Linked DNA regions of Homo sapiens: region 2 is linked to region 1. A link is an interaction called in ENCODE POLR2A ChIA-PET data of the cell type or tissue named here. Cell type or tissue: endothelial cell of umbilical vein. All regions are shown on one strand. Each heading gives the region's core, and the rest is flanking DNA. Links, peaks and the distances in the headings are about the cores only.

Region 1 (10,610 bases), core at 1,677-9,676:
AAGAGCAACTCCAAGACACATAATTGTCAGATTCACCAAAGTTGAAATGAAGGAAAAAATATTAAGGGCAGCCAGAGAGAAAGGTCGGGTTACCCTCAAAGGGAAGCCGATCAGACTAACAGCAGATCTCTCAGCAGAAACCCTACAAGCCAGAAGAGAGTGGGGGCCAATATTCAACATTCTTAAAGAAAAGAATTTTCAACCCAGAATTTCATATCCAGCCAAAGTAAGCTTCATAAGCGAAGGAGAAATAAAATACTTTACAGACAAGCAAATGCTGAGAGATTTTGTCACCACCAGGCCTGCCCTAAAAGAGCTCCTGAAGGAAGCACTAAACATGGAAAGGAAAAACCGGTACCAGCCACTGCAAAATCATGCCAAAATGTAAACACCATCAAGACTAGGAAGAAACTGCATCAACTAACGAGCAAAATAACCAGGTAACATCATAATGACAGGATCAAATTCACACATAACAATATTAACTTTAAATGTAAATGGACTAAATGCTCCAATTAAAAGACACAGACTGGCAAATTGGATAGAGTCAAGAGCCATCAGTGTGCTGTATTCAGGACACCCATCTCACGTGCAGAGACACACATACGCTCAAAATAAAAGGATGGAGGAAGATCTACCAAGCAAATGGAAAACAAAAAAAGGCAGGGGTTGCAATCCTAGTCTCTGATAAAACAGACTTGAAACCAACAAAGATCAAAAGAGACAAAGAAGGCCATTACATAATGGTAAAGGGATCAATTCAACAAGAAGAGCTAACTATCCTAAATATATATGCACCCAATACAGGAGCACCCAGATTCATAAAGCAAGTCCTGAGTGACTACAAAGAGACTTAGACTCCCACACATTAGTAATGGGAGACTTTAACACCCCAGTGTCAACATTAGACAGATCAACGAGACTGAAAGTCAACAAGGATACCCAGGAATTGAACTCAGCTCTGCACCAAGCGGACCTAATAGACATCTACAGAACTCTCCACCCCAAATCAACAGAATATACACTTTTTCGGCACCACACCACATCTATTCCAAAATTGACCACATACTTGGAAGGGAAGCTCTCCTCAGCAAATGTAAAAGAACAGAAATTATAACAAACTATCTCTCAGACCACAGTGCAATCAAACTAGAACTCAGGATTAAGAATCTCACTCAAAACCACTCAACTACATGGAAACTGAACAACCTGCTCCTGAGTGACTACTGGGTACATAAGGAAATGAAGGCAGACATAAAGATGTTCTTTGAAACCAACAACAACAAAGACACAACATACCAGAATCTCTGGGACGCATTCAAAGCAGTGTGTAGAGGGAAATTTATAGCACTAAATGCCCACAAGAGAAAGCAGGAAAGATCCAAAATTGACACCCTAACATCACAATTAAAAGAACTAGAAAAGCAAGAGCAAACACATTCAAAAGCTAGCAGAAGGCAAGAAATAACTAAAATCAGAGCAGAACTGAAGGAAATAGAGACACAAAAAACCCTTCAAAAAATGAATGAATCCAGGAGCTGGTTTTTTGAAAGGATCAACAAAATTGATAGACCGCTAGCAAGACTAATAAAGAAAAAAAGAGAAGAATCAAATAGACACAATAAAAAATGATAAAGGGGATATCACCACCAATCCCACAGAAATACAAACTACCATCAGAGAATACTACAAACACCTCTACGCAAATAAACTAGAAAATCTAGAAGAAATGGATAAATTCCTCGACACATACACTCTCCCAAGACTAAACCAGGAAGAAGTTGAATCTCTGAATAGACCAATAACAGGATCTGAAATTGTGGCAATAATCAATAGCTTACCAACCAAAAAGAGTCCAGGACCAGATGGATTCACAGCCGAATTCTAACAGAGGTACAAGGAGGAACTGGTACCATTCCTTCTGAAACTATTCCAATCAATAGAAAAAGAGGGAATCCTCCCTAACTCATTTTATGAGGCCAGCATCATTCTGATACCAAAGCCAGGCAGAGACACAACCAAAAAAGAGAATTTTAGACCAATATCCTTGATGAACATTGATGCAAAAATCCTCAATAAAATACTGGCAAACCGAATCCAGCAGCACATCAAAAAGCTTATCCACCATGAACAAGTGGGCTTCATCCCTGGGATGCAACGCTGGTTCAATATATGCAAATCAATAAATGTAATCCAGCATATAAAGAGAGCCAAAGGCAAAAACCACATGATTATCGCAATAGATGCAGAAAAAGCCTTTGACAAAATTCAACAACCCTTCATGCTAAAAACTCTCAATAAATTAGGTATTGATGGGACGTATTTCAAAATAATAAGAGCTATCTATGACATACCCACAGCCAATATCATACTGAATGGGCAAAACCTGGAAGCATTCCCTTTGAAAACTGGCACAAGACAGGGATGCCCTCTCTCACCACTCCTATTCAACATAGTGTTGGAAGTTCTGGCCAGGGCAATTAGGCAGGAGAAGGAAATAAAGGGTATTCAATTAAGAAAAGAGGAAGTCAAATTGTCCCTGTTTGCAGACGACATGATCGTATATCTAGAAAACCCCATTGTCTCAGCCCAAAATCTCCTTAAGCTGATAAGCAACTTCAGCAAAGTCTCAGGATACAAAATCAATGTACAAAAATCACAAGCGTTCTTATACACCAACAACAGACAAACAGAGAGCCAAATCATGAGTGAACTCCCATTCACAATTGCTTCAAAGAGAATAAAATACCTAGGAATACAACTTACAAGGGATGTGAAGGACCTCTTTAAGGAGAAGTACAAATCACTGCTCAAGGAAATAAAAGAGGATACAAACAAAAGGAAGAACATTCCATGCTCATGGGTAGGAAGAATCAATATCGTGAAAATGGTCATACTGCCCAAGGTAATTTACAGATTCAATGCCATCCCCATCAAGCTACCAATGCCTTTCTTCACAGAATTGGAAAAAACTACTTTAAAGTTCATATGGAACCAAAAAAGAGCCTGCGTCGCCAAGTCAATCCTAAGCCAAAAGAACAAAGCTGGAGGCATCACACTACCTGACTTCAAACTATACTACAAGGCTACAGTAACCAAAACAGCATGGTACTGGTACCAAAACACAGATATAGATCAATGGAACAGAACAGAGCCCTCAGAAATAGAGCCACATATCTACAACTATCTGATCTTTGACAAACCTGAGAAAAACAAGCAATGGGGAAAGGATTCCCTATTTAATAAATGGTGCTGGGAAAACTGGCTAGCCATATGTAGAAAGCTGAAACTGGATCCCTTCCTTACACCTTATACAAAAATCAATTCAAGATGGATTAAAGACTTAAACGTTCGACCTAAAACCATAAAAACCCTAGAAGAAAACCTAGGCATTACCATTCAGGACATAGGCATGGGCAAGGACTTCATGTCTAAAACACCAAAAGCCATGGCAACAAAAGCCAAAATTGACAAATGGGATCTAATTAAACTAAAGAGCTTCTGCACAGCATAAGAAACTACTATCAGAGTGAACAGGCAACCTACAAAATGGGAGAAAATTTTTGCAACCTACTTATCTGACAAAGGGCTAATATCCAGAATCTACAATGAACTCAAACAAATTTACAAGAAAAAAACAAACAACCCCATCAAAAAGTGGGCGAAGGACATGAACAGACACTTCTCAAAAGAAGATATTTATGCAGCCAAAAAACACATGAAAAAATGCTCATCATCACTGGCCATCAGAGAAATGCAAATCAAAACCACAATGAGATACCATCTCACACCAGTTAGAATGACAATCATTAAAAAGTCAGGAAACAACAGGTGCTGGAGAGGATGTGGAGAAATAGGAATACTTTTACACTGTTGGTGGGACTGTAAACTAGTTCTACCATTGTGGAAGTCAGTGTGGTAATTCCTCAGGGATCTAGAACTGGAAATACCATTTGACCCAGCCATCCCATTACTGGGTATATACCCAAAGGACTATAAATCATGCTGCTATAAAGACACATGCACACGTATGTTTATTGCGGCAGTATTCACAATAGCAAAGACTTGGAACCAACCCAAATGTCCAACAATGATAGACTGGATTAAGAAAATGTGGCACATATACACCATGGAATACTATGCAGCCATAAAAAATGATGAGTTCATGTCCTTTGTAGGGACATGGATGAAATTGGAAATCATCATTCTCAGTAAACTATCGCAAGAACAAAAAACCAAACACCGCATATTCTCACTCATAGGTGGGAATTGAACAATGAGATCACATGGACACAGGAAGGGGAATATCACACTCTGGAGACTGTGGTGGGGTGGGGGGAGGGGGGAGGGATAGCATTGGGAGATATACCTAATGCTAGATGACGAGTTAGTGGGTGCAGTGCACCAGCATGGCACATGTATACATATGTAACTAACCTGCACAAGGTGCACATGTACCCTAAAACTTAAAAGAACAAAAAATAATAATTTTTATCTACCTTATAGATTTTTTTTGTATTATTAAGGAACATGAAATGTATAAATATTAATCAGCTTCATTTTTGAAAGTATTTAGAGCTAGCTAATTTCACTTCAATTACATTAGCTGTTAATCTTTCTCTGCCTAAGAAACACTTTCTTTGAATTTCGATTGTAAACTTTATGTCATGAAAACCTTCATGAAATAAGCTCCTTAATAACCACATAACTATTTTTCATGTGAAATTGTTGGAATGAAAGAAGTATCTGTGGAAAATTTTCCTTACTCTTCTAAAATTTCTGTTTTGGTTATTGATTCCAATATTGTACAAACCTAAATACAGTCTTCAACTTTTTTTAAAAAAGCTGAATATCGGGGGGGTGCGGATCCTGCAGTGAGCCGAGATCGCACCACTGCACTCCAGCCTGGGCAACAGCGAGACTCTGTCAGAAAAAAAAAAAAAAAAAGCTGAATATCCATGATGTGTTGTGCTCTAAGTTTTTGAGATTTGTGGCCACTAAATTCTAAAGATTATATCTCTGCATAGAAAAAGTTGATAGACATTCCTTTCATCATAATTGTCTTTATGATTGATAATTTTTGTGTAAAATTATTATATTTAATAACTAATATAATTCATTTAAGGTATAAAAATTGGAAACTATGGAAAATCTCTAAATTATACCATTACATTAATGTACCTCCTAAATCATTTGTTTCATTTGTCTCAGACAGATTGTCTTAAATTTGTTAAGAAAATCCTGTTCTCAGCTCAGCCATCAGGGTTTGAAGTAGAGATCTGCAGTTCTACAGCACATAGTAATTAAAACCACAAAAGTTGGGAGGCTGAGGTGGCGGATCACGAGGTCGGGAGATCGAGACCATCCTGGCTAACACATGGTGAAACCCCATCTCTACTAAAAATACAAAAAAATTAGCCAGTCGTGGTGGTGGGCGCCTGTAGTCCCAGCTACTCGGGAGGCTGAGGCAGGAGAATGGCATGAACCCGAGGGGCAGAGCTAGCAGCGAGCCGAGATCACGCCACTGCACTCCAGCCTCGGCGACAGAGCGAGACTCCCTCTCAAAAAACAAACAAACAACAACAACAACAACAAAAACACAAGAGCTTATTAGGGAAGAAAAATAGCATCCAAAGGAGAGTAGAAAGGAGTGGGCAAGGAACAGTAAATATGTTAGGAGTGGCTGGAGGATGAGAAGACTGTGATAAACGTCATTAAGGAATAATTAATAAAGAATTCCAAGGCATAATGGGGTTTATTAGAGGAAGCAGCCAAGAAAAAATATAAAACAAAGTCTAATAATAGTTATGGATACAGAAAAGTGTCCTATCAGCAATACACAGTTCACTGGTGATTTCTGCTTCTGAAAATAGTAGGCCACCTCTCTAGAATAAAAGCTAGACTCAGTGGATTGAGCAGGGAAGGCATTGGATGAGAGATGAGCAAGCAAAAGCAGTGAGTGTAGACTATTCTAAATTATTTTTGAAGAAATGCCAGCTAAGCTATAAGAAACAAAGAAAGACTTAATAAGAGGGCTATCTTTATCTTAAATATAAATTAAATGGAAGAAAGACAGTATAGTGGGGTAAGTTGAAGAGAGGAGAGAAAGAGGAACATTGGTAAAGAATTCGTTCATTTATTCATTCATGCAAATATGTATTAAGAACTTGTAAATACCAGGCGTAATTCCAGGTGCTAGGGATATGGCTGTGAAATAAACAGCCAAAATCTCTGTCCCAAATTGAGGGGGAGAGGCAATTGGAAAGACACGTGAGATGCCTCAGCTGCCTCCTCACATCCTTTCACCTCACTTCTGATTCCTATGAGGAATCTTTTTCTTTATGCCCCAGCAAGCCAAAAGACAAGCAAGAGTCACAGCTGGGGCTGTGGGAGATTGAACCCCCTGAGAGCATCCAATGAGGAATGGAATGAATAAGTACTTTTCTTGGTACAAACCTCAGTGGACAATTTGGAGAGTCATTGTCAACTATCCTCAGATTTTTTTCTCAGTATTGACTTCCATAATACACTTTTTAATTGATTTTTTTCCACCTTCTTCTCAATCCTCAATTTTTTACTCTTGCCCCAAACCTGCAAACAAGATTTTATCTCAGATTCTGCTTTAGGATGTGTGAAGAAACTCACAGGACAAAAAATTAATTATATGTATCTATATAAAATTTATTATTAAGATATATTATTAATAATATATTAGATAAGATGTGTATAAATATACAGGTATATAACCAGTAATAAGAACTAAAGAGAAAAATTAAAGCAAGGAAATGAGATGGAAATGCATGTGTGTGTGCGTGTGGGTGTGTGTGTGTGTGTGTGAAAGAGAGAGAGATGAGAGAAGAGAGGAAAGAGAGATTTGAATAAACACTATATACCAAGCACATTTGTAATGTGTTTTACATGTATTAATTCATTCAGTCTTATCACCACCCCATAAGAGGTACCATCTAACTTTCAAATGAGAAAACTGAATTACAAAAAGTTTACACACTTTGCCTAGTACTGCATTTCTGGCCAGATTTGAATCACAATTTGAATCCAGGCACCTGGGCTCCAGAGTCCAGCTCTTCACACTTAATTTAGTAGCTTCGGTCACCTACACAGTGAGGTCTTTTAAGATCCATCGTTCCACCTAAGCCTCTTTCTTATCAGACCCCTCAGAAACCCACAAGCAGTCTCTGTCTTCTCGTAATGTTTGTCTTGAATGAAAGACACATAATGTTTGTCTTGAATGAACTGCAGCACAGTTCATTGACCATGAACCTAAAGGATGTAAACTCATGTGTTCAGTTATATAGGCTTTTGGTAGTCTGTCTACATCAAAGAACCCAATTTATTTATGCAAGCCTATATGCATTCATGATAAGCTCCAGAAAGAACACTTAATGAAGTGCATTGATGAGTGTTACTTCCCTAGTTATTACTCCTCTATGTTAACCTGTTAATAGACATTAAAGAGATTATATTCTCTGGCAAAGACCTGAGTGTAGGTCCTCGCACATGAAACCATGTTTTTCATAATAATGAAGTAATCTCATCCCACCTGAGCTCTTGTAGTCCTTGTCAGCTGGAAAGTGGCCTACTCTCATCAGCTGCCACTGGTGTTGTTAGGAATGAGGCTGGCACTCTCAGCTAAGGCAGCGTTCTCCAGTTGAACAGAACAATTTTCGCAGAATACCAACATCAGAAAGGACCACTCTGAGACCATGCTGAATCAAGATAAAAGCAAAACCATTTTGTAATCATGTCCAAACACAGATAAAAACATGAACATTGTCCAAACCACAAAAATGACCATATATCCCCATCCTGCTTATCGCAAGTTATTGCTACTTCTTCGCCAGTCATAGCTTTAGCCTTACTTTGTTCTTCCCTCCCAAATGATTTACGAAGATACTTAAGCATAGAATTACCCCTGCTTTTTGACCACATCCAATGTAGAACAAAGCTCTACTTCTTTGAACCCTCCCCCAATCACCTAACACAAGTCCAAAACATGTTTTTTCCAACACCCTCTCACTGTGCTCACTGTGCAGGCTCATGTTTTCCCTTATATTGTAGTAAGCAATAACCCCAACTTGGTCAACTACAGGTATGTAGACTGTATGACACTGACACAATCTTATTGCCTGCTCCACATATTTGACCCTTATCTATGCAGTTTCTTTATGTGTCTTATTTCCCAGTCACATTGCTTCTTGTGGACACTGAAGTTTCTCTCTGAAAACTAATGGCAGTGCCTTGAGTTAATTAACTAATAGCTGGCTGTTCTAATTGACCAAACACCTCACATATTTCTTTTTCTCCTTTAGGAACCGACTGCTATTTCAGCAATGGAGCTTTCCACTAAGCAGGTACTATCATTATGTATTACCATTGAATATCCAATATTTTGTTAATTCTGGTGTTTCAATAGATATATCTATTTATCAAATTTCACAGATTTGTTAACAATTATACAAAAATACAGGAGAAAACAAATATCATTCTTACAATAAGCTAGTAGATTAGAAACTGAAGATAGTTTTCATTGCCCTCATGTTTTTGATCAATCTCATCTGTGTTCTATAAACATTATTTTATGGATCATTATTTGTTATAAATTTTTACATACAGTGTATTTTGGTCATTTTAATATAATTTACTCAATACTCAATAATAATTTTCATCTTTTCTGATTATGTATTTATGTGTATACCCTGAAATAGCATTGTGATATTTCAGGATATAAAAAAAATTTATAATTTATTCTTACTTTGCAAATATAAACAAAAATGCATTTTTAGAGGCTAGTAAAATTATTCACTGGCTATATGTGTTTGGAGGACCTTGACTTAAAAGTTAATTTTACTTTTCCAGTAGTATTGTATGCTAGAGAAAACAAAATGTGTATTTAACTTTGGCTAAATATCAAATGAAAGCAAAAAAATGATCACTGCCAAATAAGTACTAAAACTTCATGAATTCAAAGGTTAAGGGCAGCATGTTAATAGTCTTTCCATTCATATCAAATGGATGCTTTGGCAAGACACTTCAGAAAAGTCAATTGCTTCTAAATACTGTGTAATATGTGTAAACAAATATAGTTTTAATGTCTAATATTTTCTCCATAAATGTTACCTAGACTTTCTTCTGTCCAGTATATCAATGGTAACTTCAAAAAAAAAAAAAAAAAAAAAAAGCAGAAAAATCCAGAATGAAGTAGGGTATGCCTCACTTACTAGAGTAAAAACTTATATACAAAATTGTAAAATGAGAATCATTTGGCAAATCTTATTTCTGAACTGTTTACATGTTTTATCTCTGACCATGCTTTATCCCTTGAACAAGACACTAAATTACTCTGCCAGTAAAATTCAGTGTATATCCTTTTCCTACACAGACATATCAAAATAGATCGATAATCTCCAAGATATTTAGAGCAACCCAGAGTGCAGATACGATTGACCTGATACTGTTATCTTACACTGCATAAGTATGTGTTCATCTGTTCTCGTAATCTGAAAATTGTTAGAGGTTGGCAAAGAAATCTGGGGATTTCCAGGATGGAAGCTAGACTGGGATATTCTTTCCTGTAATGATTTTTAAAATTATTTATTTATTCTCTGCTAGGCCTCATTGCCAGTCTTAATTGCACTAACTCCACGTCTATTTTTGTAAACCATTTCTTTCTGTTTTACATTTTTAAATCTGTTTAAAAAAGTACATATTAAGCCAACATTTTACTGACAAAGAAAAACAATCTATCAGTTTAAAATACCATGAGAGAAGAAAGTGTCTTTTTCCTTTATTTTCCATTACTGGAAGAAATGATTTGATTTCGTTCAGATATGACTCAATTTCATTCATGCTTATGGGCATTTTTAAAGTGAGATAGTAGTTTCAAGAGGGACAAGTAGTGTTGCAAGTAATTTTCTGGATAAATGAACCCATCTCCTGCTATACCCCACACTTTGTTAAGGAGGATAGTGAGAAAGCCTGTGGTGATGTTAAATTGGGCAGAAAAAGCACATCAGGTAACTTACTAGTGACTGGATTCTGCTCAATGGTGCCTAAAGGCTTACCCTATATTTCATTTGGATAGCATAATTATTTTTGCACTTCATTAATAATACTGCAAAATTATGGTAAAATGAACATGACTGATTTATAGTTACTTTTGGCATTTTATCACAGTTCAGGTTTTCATCATAATAATTTCAGCTGCTATATTTTGGTTTGCTATTCTTTCCACATACTATTTCTCTGTTTCTCCCCTAAAGGAATATGACATAATTAGATACTGTTATTTAGGTAATAACACTTTTCCTACTTAAATGTCATATTCTTAAAAAAATCTATAAATATACATTTTGCTCATGCTTCTTAGACGTTATTGGCGAAACAGAGATCTTGATTGTAGGACTAACTTGAGTAGCTTTTCAAAATAGTTGCAAACACAATGTATGGATTGACACATCCATATACTGAAATTGCTTACATTCAATAGTGTCTAAGTTCATTTTAAAAAAGGAGTCTGTGAAAGAAAAAGAAAGAAAGAAGAGAAAGAAAAGAAAGAAAGAAAGAAAAAGAAAAGGAAAGAAAGAGAAAGA
Region 2 (10,610 bases), core at 1,648-9,647, 130 kb before region 1:
TTATACTCTGGAAGGTTTATTATCATGATTTGACCAGTTCCTTCAGGAAAAAAGATTTTGGCCAATATCTTCTTACCTCATATTTAGCAAGTTGATCCAAGTCCCACTGACACGTAGTTTGTAATACTTGTGTTTAGTATTCTTCTATATGTGTCTGATAATCTTCATAAGTGGATTTCTACTCATTTCTGAGAGTACACTGTCCATCATATTTTGTATTTAACATGGACTCTGATAATATTTTACTCAGACGTGTTATGTCTCAAGACAAATATGCCATCACCAACTTTTGACTATTTTCCTTTTACTTGACTTAGAAACATAAAAATCATTTGTGCAATAACACTAAAAATCATCAGCTTCTTATGTCCACAGGACATCATGAAACTTTCCCAAAATTCTGCCATTTAATTTTAATATACGTCTACTTACTTTTGGACTTTTTAGTTGGTAGCATGGAAAACAGACTGCAAAATTATGGTAGCTCTGAAAACTTGACACTATTTCTAGAGATGCAGAATCTTGACTTTTGGCTTTAAGAGCAGAAAATTCCTGAAGCTTCTCACTATTCCATTCAAATTAGGTGCAAAATATACTGTACTATCCATGCTATACATGGTGTTAAATGTAACTATTATGTATGCATACATGTGTGCATGTGTTTATTCCATATGTATTCAATGCTAAAAGATAGTTTTTTTAGTATTGTGCTTGAAATGATACCAAAATTAATATAACTTATTGATTATAGAATTTAATATGCACTTAAAAAGCAGAAATCATTCATATTTAGAAGTAAATAAAATTATTAACTAATGACCTTTAGTCATTAGTTCTTACAACAAGCATGTGTGTATTTTTAAATAGGCCAAATTTATGTTCCCTTTATATTACATATCACAATGAGCTAGTCTATGGCTGTAAGATATATCTTTTCATCATGGTTTTACCAGAGACCAACTGTGTGATTGATATGGAAAAAGTTTTATTATGGGAATTAGACCTTATACAATCATGAGAGCTGGTGAAGAACTCTATGGAAGGCTACTGCCTGAGACAGGTAGTGGGCGTGAAGTTGTTGTAGGTAACTACAGTTGTTTATGTTTATAGAGGAAAAGCCGAACATGAAGTAGGAAGAGCAAGGAGAACTGAGACCCACAATCACAAACTAAGACCATAGTGTCTTTTACTACCTCTAACTTTCTTTGGGTCGATTTGGGTGACTTAAAGAAGAAACTGATGTCTTTTGTCATGGAGCTATACAAGTATCAGGACTCAGTCTTGTAGAAACTAACAAATGAGATTTGGTGGAAGCCAGAGGACCTGGAGGCCCAGGTACTGCCCCACGCTAACAACGTGGCCAGCAGATCAGAACAACCTGGGGAGTGTAATGGTTGCAGCTTAATTTATACCTCCCAAATCTCATGCAGATTTTGTTGATAGCCAGCCTAAACCAACCTATAGAAAAGGGAATTTGAGGAAATATTTTTCCAGCTTATTTCATTTGGCACAATACAATTCTGCCACAGCTATTGACTAACACACGCTGTATTTGCTGTTGTGTTGAGAAAATGAATCCTGGCATTTTTACTGCTTTGATAACAAGAGTGATTATAATTTATAAGTCTTCACTGCCAGAGGACTAGGCTTTCATAGAAATTCTATTAAACAAAATGCAATTGCCCTTGGTAGCAGAAATGGGCACAGAGTAATACTCAAAACCAATTTTGTTAAATCTATCTCTGTTTAGCACCAAGTATAGGCTTAAACTCTATTAACTACATCCTTATAAAGAATGAACTATTCATAATGGAGCTCTTGTCGTAATTGGTGAAATGGCATAATATGTAGAAGAGTGTGAGAGTTAAGCAGTCATAGAAATATCCAAACAATAGTGAAGTTTAATTATTTTAAGAATTGGATAACCAGTTACCTATCAATTAATAAGCGCTAGTCATCATGTTAAGTAATTTACATGAATATATCATTAATCTCATTTTTAGTTGAGGAGACTCAGGCTCAGAGATTCTAAGTAACTTTCTTATAGTCACACAGCAAATGGAAAATGCCTGAATAATTTTAACCCATGTCTAACTGACTTTAAAGCAGTGGTTCCCCAATCTTTTTGGCACCGGGGACTGGTTTCATGGAAGACAATTTTTTCACAGGCCAAAAAGGGGATGGTTTTGGGGTGAAACTGTTCCACCAAAGATCATCAGATATTAATTAGATTCTCACAAGGAGACCTCAACCTAGATCCCTTGTATGCACAGTTCATAAAAGTGTTCACGCTCCTACGAGAATCTAATGCAGCAGCTGATCAGACAGAAGGCGGAGCTCAGGCGGTAGTGCTGGCCGGCCTGCTGCTCACCTCCTGCTGTGCAGCCTGTTCTTAACAGGACCCTGACTGGTACCAGTCTGCCTGGAGGTTGGGGACCCCTGCTCTAAATTGTAAGACTGAGATACAAGTAACTACCCCAATTTCTGTTTTACCATTATGAAATTGTTCGTTTTGTCCTACATGTTTTTTCTTAAAGTTTTTGAGAATGCCTTTTCAAATGCAAATATCCTTCAATAAGTAACATCTTTACTACATATCACTAAACATAAATAAATTTAAAAATTCCAAATTTCTGAAATTTAAATGTGTGCATAAATTATTTCTACAAGTTGATATATACATATGGTTTGCATACAAATATCCACATATATGTGCATATTTGGGAAGATTACGATATATGGACGATATTTGAAGAAATAGTAAAATTGTGCCAGAAAAAAATGAAATTTGTAAAATTTCCTTTTTAATATCTAATTCTGTACAAAGCAGAAGATCCAAAGTTGGCTGACAGGTGACAAAATTCTGTTACCATGTATGTTCTGATGGTGAAAATATTTTAAGCAATGGTAAATTTAAGTATCTTTTAACCAAGCATCAGGTTGCCTCCAATTACCCACTTTCTTTTTAATGTTTGTATTACTCCATTAGGGCTACCATAATAAAGTGGCACAGACTGGGTGGCCAAAACAGCAGAAATTTATGTTCTAGTTCTGGAGGCCAGAAGTCCAAGTTCAAGGTGTAAGCAGGGTTGAGTTCCTCTGAGCCTCCTCTCTTTGGCTTGCAGATGACTGTCCTCTTGCTGCCTCTTCACATGGTCCTTCCTCTGTGCACTCATGCCCCGATGTCTCCTTATGTATCCAAGTTTCTTCTTATAGAGACACCAGCCAGTTTGGATTAGGGTCTAGACTAAGGGCCTCATTTTAACTTAGTCACCTTCTTAAAGACCCTAATCCCCAAATAGAGTCATATTCCCAGATGGTAGAGATTAGAGCTTCAAGGTATAAATTTTGAGAAAATGGAGTTCAGCTTATAACAGAGTCTCACAACTCTGGTTTGATAATTCATTTACCCTATGGGCATTTGACTTCTTTTCAAACCTTTTTATATTGTAAAAGTTCTTTCTTTCCGAATGTTCTACTTTTTAATCTCCTTTTAAAGCAACTAAACTTGGTCATGAAAAAAAGAAAGAAAAGGAAAAGAGTATACGTGTGAAATATGCCACAGGCACTTGCATTTGAATAAGTGATACATCAGTGTCTATGTCACAAACACTAAACTTGATTAGGGTCTTCAATTATTATAAGATGTATTAAGATAATATTTTATATTATAACTATAAAACAGACTTCAGTACTTTGGACATTAAAGACTCCAACAAAAATTAATTTTTGATATTAGGCAAGATGGGGTAGAAAGGAGGTAGATGTGAATGAAATCAAGCATTCCTCTAAAATATGGGCTCAGTTTTTCTGTCTTTCCCTAAGGCTACATCTCACATGCAATTAAAGATGCAGTTCATCTCTCTTTTATGTGTAATGATTTCTGTTATGGTAAAGGCATGTATGTTAGAATTAAATATGCCAAATAATTTTGTCCACAATAAATTCCTTTACATTGTAACTCTCCTTACTTCATGTAAACCAATGACTTGGTTGCATTAAGGCATGAACACTAAATATTCAGCACCTTGCATAAAATTGGAAACCACAGAATATCATTTTTGAAATCAGGGTGAGGATTGTGAGTACTTCATAATTTTCCTGGTTCGGTAGGAAACATATTTATGTAGATTTCCCAGAATATTTTTAATTGTCTGCATTTATTGCAATATGAGGTGAAGAAAGGTTATGCTAGGTACATATAATGGACCACAATCAAATCATGCAAATGAATGGCACACATCCTGATGAATCAGAGTGATAGTATAATATAAAAGAAAACATAAGCCTAAAAATAGATATCATAAGCTTCTATGGTCCACACAGAATTTCAAAGTGAATTTTTTGAACTCCTTTAAATAAAAGAAAATCACAGCAGTCAGCTTTTGCTAATAGCATGGTCTATAGTGCCTAGTGTATAATCATTTTGAACATGTTTGAAGGTTTCAAGTAATTTGAAAGAAAAATGTTTATAGAGTCTTGAACAATATTTCTAGGACTTCAAAACAAATAGTCAATCTGGAGGGGAAAGAGCAGTCAAATTGGGCACTTAACTGAAATGAGCATTTAAGTAAAATAATTTGGGAGCCTTGTACAGAGAGTCTTCATTTAGTTTAATCATATAATTCAAGCCACTTTAAAAGTTGTTTTTCAGTTATCATAGGTTTAATGGTGATATAGTTCAATTATTATGAATATGCCTACATACCAAAATAACTGGCTATATATAATGGTAACTTTGTTGTGTTAGTTGAGTCAGTATTATTTCAAATCTCTAAAAAATATAAAAGCATTGATGTGGAAAGTTCAGTTCATTTTATTATGGCATATTCTAAATACTGAAGGTAAAAATGCCTCCCAAAATGGACAGAACTGCCTATTCATCACTTAAAAAGATGAGTGTTAAAAAATTCCAAGTCACAAATTCAACATTAGAAGGCTAATATTATAATTATAACATGGTTTATATTTTAGTTTTATTAGATAAGCCTCTTTGGAGAAGAGATTTCTAACCTCCTTTAGTGAATAGTGAAGTATTAAACACAATTATGGATGATCGGATTACAGCTGTAATAGCACAATGTTAAAAGAAAAAAAAAGACTAAACATTATTGCCAGATAAGTGTGGAAAAGCTTAAATAGAGGAAGGGATAAAGTGAGTGACAGGAACAATCTCACGGATTACTGCTTTGGCACGAAGATTCCAGTATTCAGCTAGCTTGCCAGATAAATTGACCAGAGAAAAAGAAAGTCAACAGATTAACTTCAGGAATTAAGCTTATTAATGGGTTTTCAGGCAGAAATGTATCCACCCATCATGATAGGAAAAGGTTTCCTTTGCTTTCCCAGCTGCTAGATTATGCACCAAAATATTTCTACACAAACTATCGATGGGATAGAAGCATTTTTTTTCTTCTTTTTACAGGAATTCTCACTGACCTGAGTCAATGTTATATGCTACCCATTCATTTTGGACTGATTTATAGTTGAGCCAGAACAAGTTGTTTGATTTAATCATGAACTGAATATATTTGAATAGAGATTGTTCACGTTCACAAGTCTTCTCTTCTTTTCTCTTCGCTTACTTAGAGTAAAATTTAACTGCTCCATCCAGAATTTAAGAACATGCAAGGAGGTAATTGGAATTGGAGGTAAATCATATTCTTTTGTAGAAAGTATAATTATCGGAAGTTAGTTAAAAACACCTCAATTCTGTTTAATTTTCATGCATGGAGCAGTTGTTTTGACAGATGGATGGACTTTATTTTTGTAACCGTCCAGGAAAAGTCTGCGTAACACAGTCTAATCAGTGCTTCATATCTGCAATGTTTGTTTTTGAATCACTGTGCTTTTGGCTCCTGTATCTTTTTCTAGGGGTAGACATTTTCTTCTAAATTTATTTCTCCAGGTAATATCTTTATACATAATTCCTCTATCCATTTGATCTGAAAAGACAAGAGGCCCTTAAAAAAATAAGGGTAAGTGGTTTGTCACTAAGGGTGATGAATCATTACTCCTCAGGTGTGGCCTTGGATTTTACTGGTTTATAACTGCCCTTACTTTTATTTCTAGCTAACAATCTATAACACTGTTGCTCTGGGGAACATTTCAGTAAAATAAGAGGTCAATATGGTTGCCTGACTCTTGGGAAGCCAACTGCCAACTTGTTGCTAAACTTGTCTGTGTTCATCAACTTAAATTCCAAAAAGGATCAAGGTTTGAAAAATGAATTCATTTTGAACTGATTCCACTCTCTTTATTACATTGTAAATCCTCCAGTGCTGAGCAAAGCAGTGCAGTAGTTTAAGGCCAAAAAGTACATTACATTCTGAGTTTTAAGAATCGTCATGGTTCAAGAAAAGGTCAGAAACACTCTTCTTCTGTCTCCCTAGAGCAGAAATGTGTGAAGTGTGTTTCCTTTTTCTGCCACACTTCCTTCTTTTTTAGAGGAATGTCCAAGCTGCTTCCAAATAAAATGAATATCCTGTTTTGGAACACTCGAAAACCTTGGCAGCAACAAGCTAGAGAATGAAGGCAAATGAATGACAGGATTGATACTCTTTTATGTAGGTTTTCTGTTAAGAACAAATCCTTACTAACAATGTCTCTGTCAAATTTTTGCTTCTTCTCTGTCCAGTTCTTTTAATGCACTTTCCTCCTCCATTGTTTTCGATGAGTCTCCTCTCAACTATTTTTAACCAAATTTGAAAGTATTTCCTTCCATTCCTTTGTTTCATTTCAAGCATCTTTATATCCTCTAAGCCCAAGAAATTTCTCTCCCTTCTATTTGCATCAACCTTCACTTCCAAAATAATATTGAGCTTGCCCCCAGGGCATGGTAACAGTACAACCTGCTGCCAACTGGGAGAGTTCAGTGGGGAAATGAAGGGAATCATTCCAGGCCTTAGGCCAATAGGGTGAGTCTAGTTGCTTTGTAACACAGACAGATTCCCGTTATCAGCACTCTAGGTAGAACCCTTTGCCAGGTTTCACAGCTTTGGTCCTGTGATTGATTTTGTTCCAACAGCTCTGTAGGGGAATTGTTGTCATATTATAGTGGTTCCTCTTTAGTAGTTAATAGAGAACAAATTAAAATTATGATATTCAGTGGAGCCCAATTTCATAGTTAGCAAGAACCTTGAGAGTTTTTCAGTCATTAATTACAATCTGCTAGTTTCCTTGGAAGGACAGATGTAGTCACTATAAATTGCTAGTCAGTTATTCAATCTATAAGAGATAAAGAGCCCACAAATTCTGGGACATTATGATTCATAACAGTTGCAGAGGTGACATGAACCTTTGTTTTGTTCACAAGTCTTCTTACTGGTAAAATATGTTTTTCCTTTTTTATTAGGGAGAAGTAAGTTCACTGTCATATTTCTAAGGAGGCACTTAGGTGATACTGACAGGACTGAAAAATTGGGGTTTGTGGAAAAAATTGCATGCATATCTTTAAAGGCATGGCATGCAGACTGAAATCTTGTTCTTTTCTAGAATGAAAAAGACATCCATCTGGGTCTGCCACTATTATTTATTAGAATATCTGTTTGCTTACCAATATGTACACAGCCAATTTCTTGGTTTCAGCATATGGTGCTGGAACTGGTTATTTCTAATCTTGAATACTATAATATTGAGCCCACAATCAGAGATGATAATCTTTATATAAAAGCAGAGTATGTGGCCACCTATGTGTTTCAAAGTAAACATTTTCCTGAAAATGGCTTCTTTGCAAATGACTGAATTTTTTTTAAGAATACAGATAAATCCTTTGGGAAAGGCCCATGAATGCCTGGTTTGTAAATGAGTTTATCAGATGTTTCCCTTTCTACAACCTCTTTCCTCTGCCCAAGCCTTCATGCCCTATTCTCTTGGGGAAGGAGGAGAGACTCTTACAGAATGGAGAGCTTGTTGCTAAGAGTAGTGGAAGTTAAGTTATATCTGTTTCATAGTTTTACCCCTAAGAGGTACCCTATTTAAGTGAAACATGGATGAGATCCACATACCTTTTAAGCTAGGAAATTTTTCCTCATAACAACTTGCAAGATCAATTTATTTCAGAGAGTAATTTTATACATTGTAATGCCTTACCAGACAAAAGAAAGACTTAGGATCTGTGTAGCAAAACAGTGGAAGAAATTATGTTTATTTTAGTTACCCCCAAAGTACTCAGCATATGTTAGGAAAGCATGAGAGAGGAGTCATAACTAGAAACTTTCGCATTTTATTTTAAATAGGCCACATTCATTTTTAGGGCAATGTATTTTAGGGTCATCATCAGGTTTCATCCTAGAAAAATAAGTGATAATAGACAGCAATTATTTGAATTTAAATATCAATTAATCTGCTTAAATTTGGTTGCCTGATCCTTCTTTTATGGGGGCAATGGAATTAAGATAAAAATAATCAGCTGCAAGTATAGAATACAGATGTCATTTGGAAATGTACTCAAATAATTTTACCACCTCAGTTGTAAGCTCCAACTGACTACATAAAGCACTCTGAGCTTTCACTTGAAAAGTGGCAAGTCATAGAGAATGACTTTGGGAGTGTGACACACTTAGAAGTGCCAGGAACAACCCAGTCCTGTCATGTGTGCCCACCTTGCTTGTACTGTTGTCCACGCTTGATCCTTAACTGCATCTATAGTTACATATTTGGTTCTTAATTCCAAATGTTTATAGAAAAAAGAAAGTAGATAAGAAAGTCTATAGCCTTTAACAAAATAATTTGAATGCAGTTTTTATTATTTACCATGTGAATACTCATTTGGATATTTCCAAAATGGGTTACTAATGATGTTTAAACTTTATGTTTATTAGAGGGTCATATTATATTTTTGTTTTCTTTTCCTAAAATGGAACTGAAAACTGATTTTTGCAAGTAAATTTTCCCCATCATTTTGTTTGATTAATTCATTAGTTAATCAAGTAATTTGGTGCTCTCCTCATTTCTGGAAAAATCACCTGTGATTATTGATTGTCTAAATTTCTTTTCCACTTTTGTATAAATAAATTAAAAATAGTTTTAATGGAAGACTGACGGAAGGGCATAAAATAATTGTTCTCACCAGAGTAAGAAACTCTATATTTTAATGCATATTATAATATAAGCAAAACAATAGAATAATAAATAAGTCCTTAAAATGTTGTGAAAGGGATGCCAAAAAAAAAAAAAGAAAGAAAACAAAAGACAAATCTGTTCCAGCATGCCTAGCACCCTAGAGGATACCTCAGTCATGCTGATTGCTGAAACTCTTTGGTTTTCCTTTTGTCTTACAGAAAGAATGTGCTAATTTCATCAAGGTACTTAAGGCATATAATCAGACTCACTTGTACGCCTGTGGAACGGGGGCTTTTCATCCAATTTGCACCTACATTGAAATTGGACATCATCCTGAGGTAACGCTGGCTTTTTAAAAATTATATTTGTCCATGACCCCTTTCTATTCAAAATGCTTCATTACTAATTTCTTCAGTTTATTTTGCTTGTGGTTCACTATTCAGTGGGACCTACTTCAAACTCAGATGCTGTTATTAATTTTAATCTGTGAATGCAAAAAGAATGAGAACATTACTCAACAAAAACTAGGGAGCAGGAGGAAGGAAGGAAGAAAGCATTTGTTTTCACCCTGGATTACAGAGTCCAATCCATTTTGCATGTGCAGCAGATGTCAGCAGGCTGAATGTGTGGTGTTTTCTCCTTCATTTGTATATTGCCAGCCTTCTCCTCCTTTTCCATCCTCAGCCAGAAGTGTCTGCCACCCAGTTGTTTTCTTCTGCCTAGGGATTAAGATAGGATGCCATACATTTGCACAATGATCTGATCTCAAGTTTGACTCACATTATTCACATTTGTATTCTTGCTTGGCTAAGCTTTGATTGTATATTTTTCGTTATTAATTTGGTGGTATGGAAAAGAAAAAAATATGTTTTTTTAAAAAATCTGTCTATTCCTTGTAAAGATGTTTTAGTGAGGAAATTATGTACATTTAAGCAAAAATCAAGATAAAGAAAAGGTTGCTAATGTTGAAAGCAGTTTGGTGAATTTGGCTTATCAATAGCCTTCAATTATAAACCCTCTTGTAATTTTTGGCACAAAATCCTAAGAGGAACAAAAGTGTTCACGTGGTGAGAAAATCATTGGTGACAGAATTTTCTTCAAAACTGGAATTCAGAAATACTCAACAAATAAAGGACTTATTCTTGAAATATTTCTGATAGCCTAAAGATAAGATAAAATTGACCTGGTAGTTACTTCTTTATAACTTAAACTTTAGACTCTCTCCCTAAATTTCATGAAGTGTCCCAAAGTGATACAAATATGTCTTTTGACCCAAATGAATTAGAAATCAAAACAGTTTGTGTTATATCTTCTTTGTGTAAGAAAGCACCTTAGAGATTATGTGGTTTCTAGACTAAACACACTTATTTTTTCTTCTTGATGAACCAGGGAAGACACATTCCCAAGATCTCACCAGTTGCCAGTGGCTCCTCATCATCCTATTTCCCCAACCACATCCTTCCTTCTTCTCTTTTTTATAAGTCCATATGTATAGTATTTATGCTGACAGACTGAAGAATTTTAAGTAAAAAGTAACTTTAGGACAG

What was found. Peaks named below come from ENCODE experiments on the same cell type or tissue, not always from the same donor. Only the 100,000 strongest peaks of a DNase experiment are listed, where the experiment ranks them.
Region 2: POLR2A ChIA-PET joins it to region 1 with 5 read pairs; 2 of 35 experiments call an interaction of 5 or more read pairs at or near these places.

The regions. Positions count from the first base shown.
Region 1 is chr7:83,983,198-83,993,807 of GRCh38, reverse strand. It overlaps SEMA3A (semaphorin 3A), which reads left to right. Exons shown (of 17, transcript NM_006080.3): 13 at 8,331-8,372. Among named protein-coding and RNA genes, the nearest start is that of SEMA3A, 210 kb to the left of the region's middle. In endothelial cell of umbilical vein, for the core only: no CTCF peak of the experiment used is centred there; no DNase peak of the experiment used is centred there.
Region 2 is chr7:84,109,261-84,119,870 of GRCh38, reverse strand. It overlaps SEMA3A (semaphorin 3A), which reads left to right. Exons shown (of 17, transcript NM_006080.3): 4 at 9,282-9,401. Among named protein-coding and RNA genes, the nearest start is that of SEMA3A, 80 kb to the left of the region's middle. In endothelial cell of umbilical vein, for the core only: no CTCF peak of the experiment used is centred there; DNase peaks (open chromatin) are centred at 5,730 and 6,480; H3K27ac peaks cover 1,208 bases.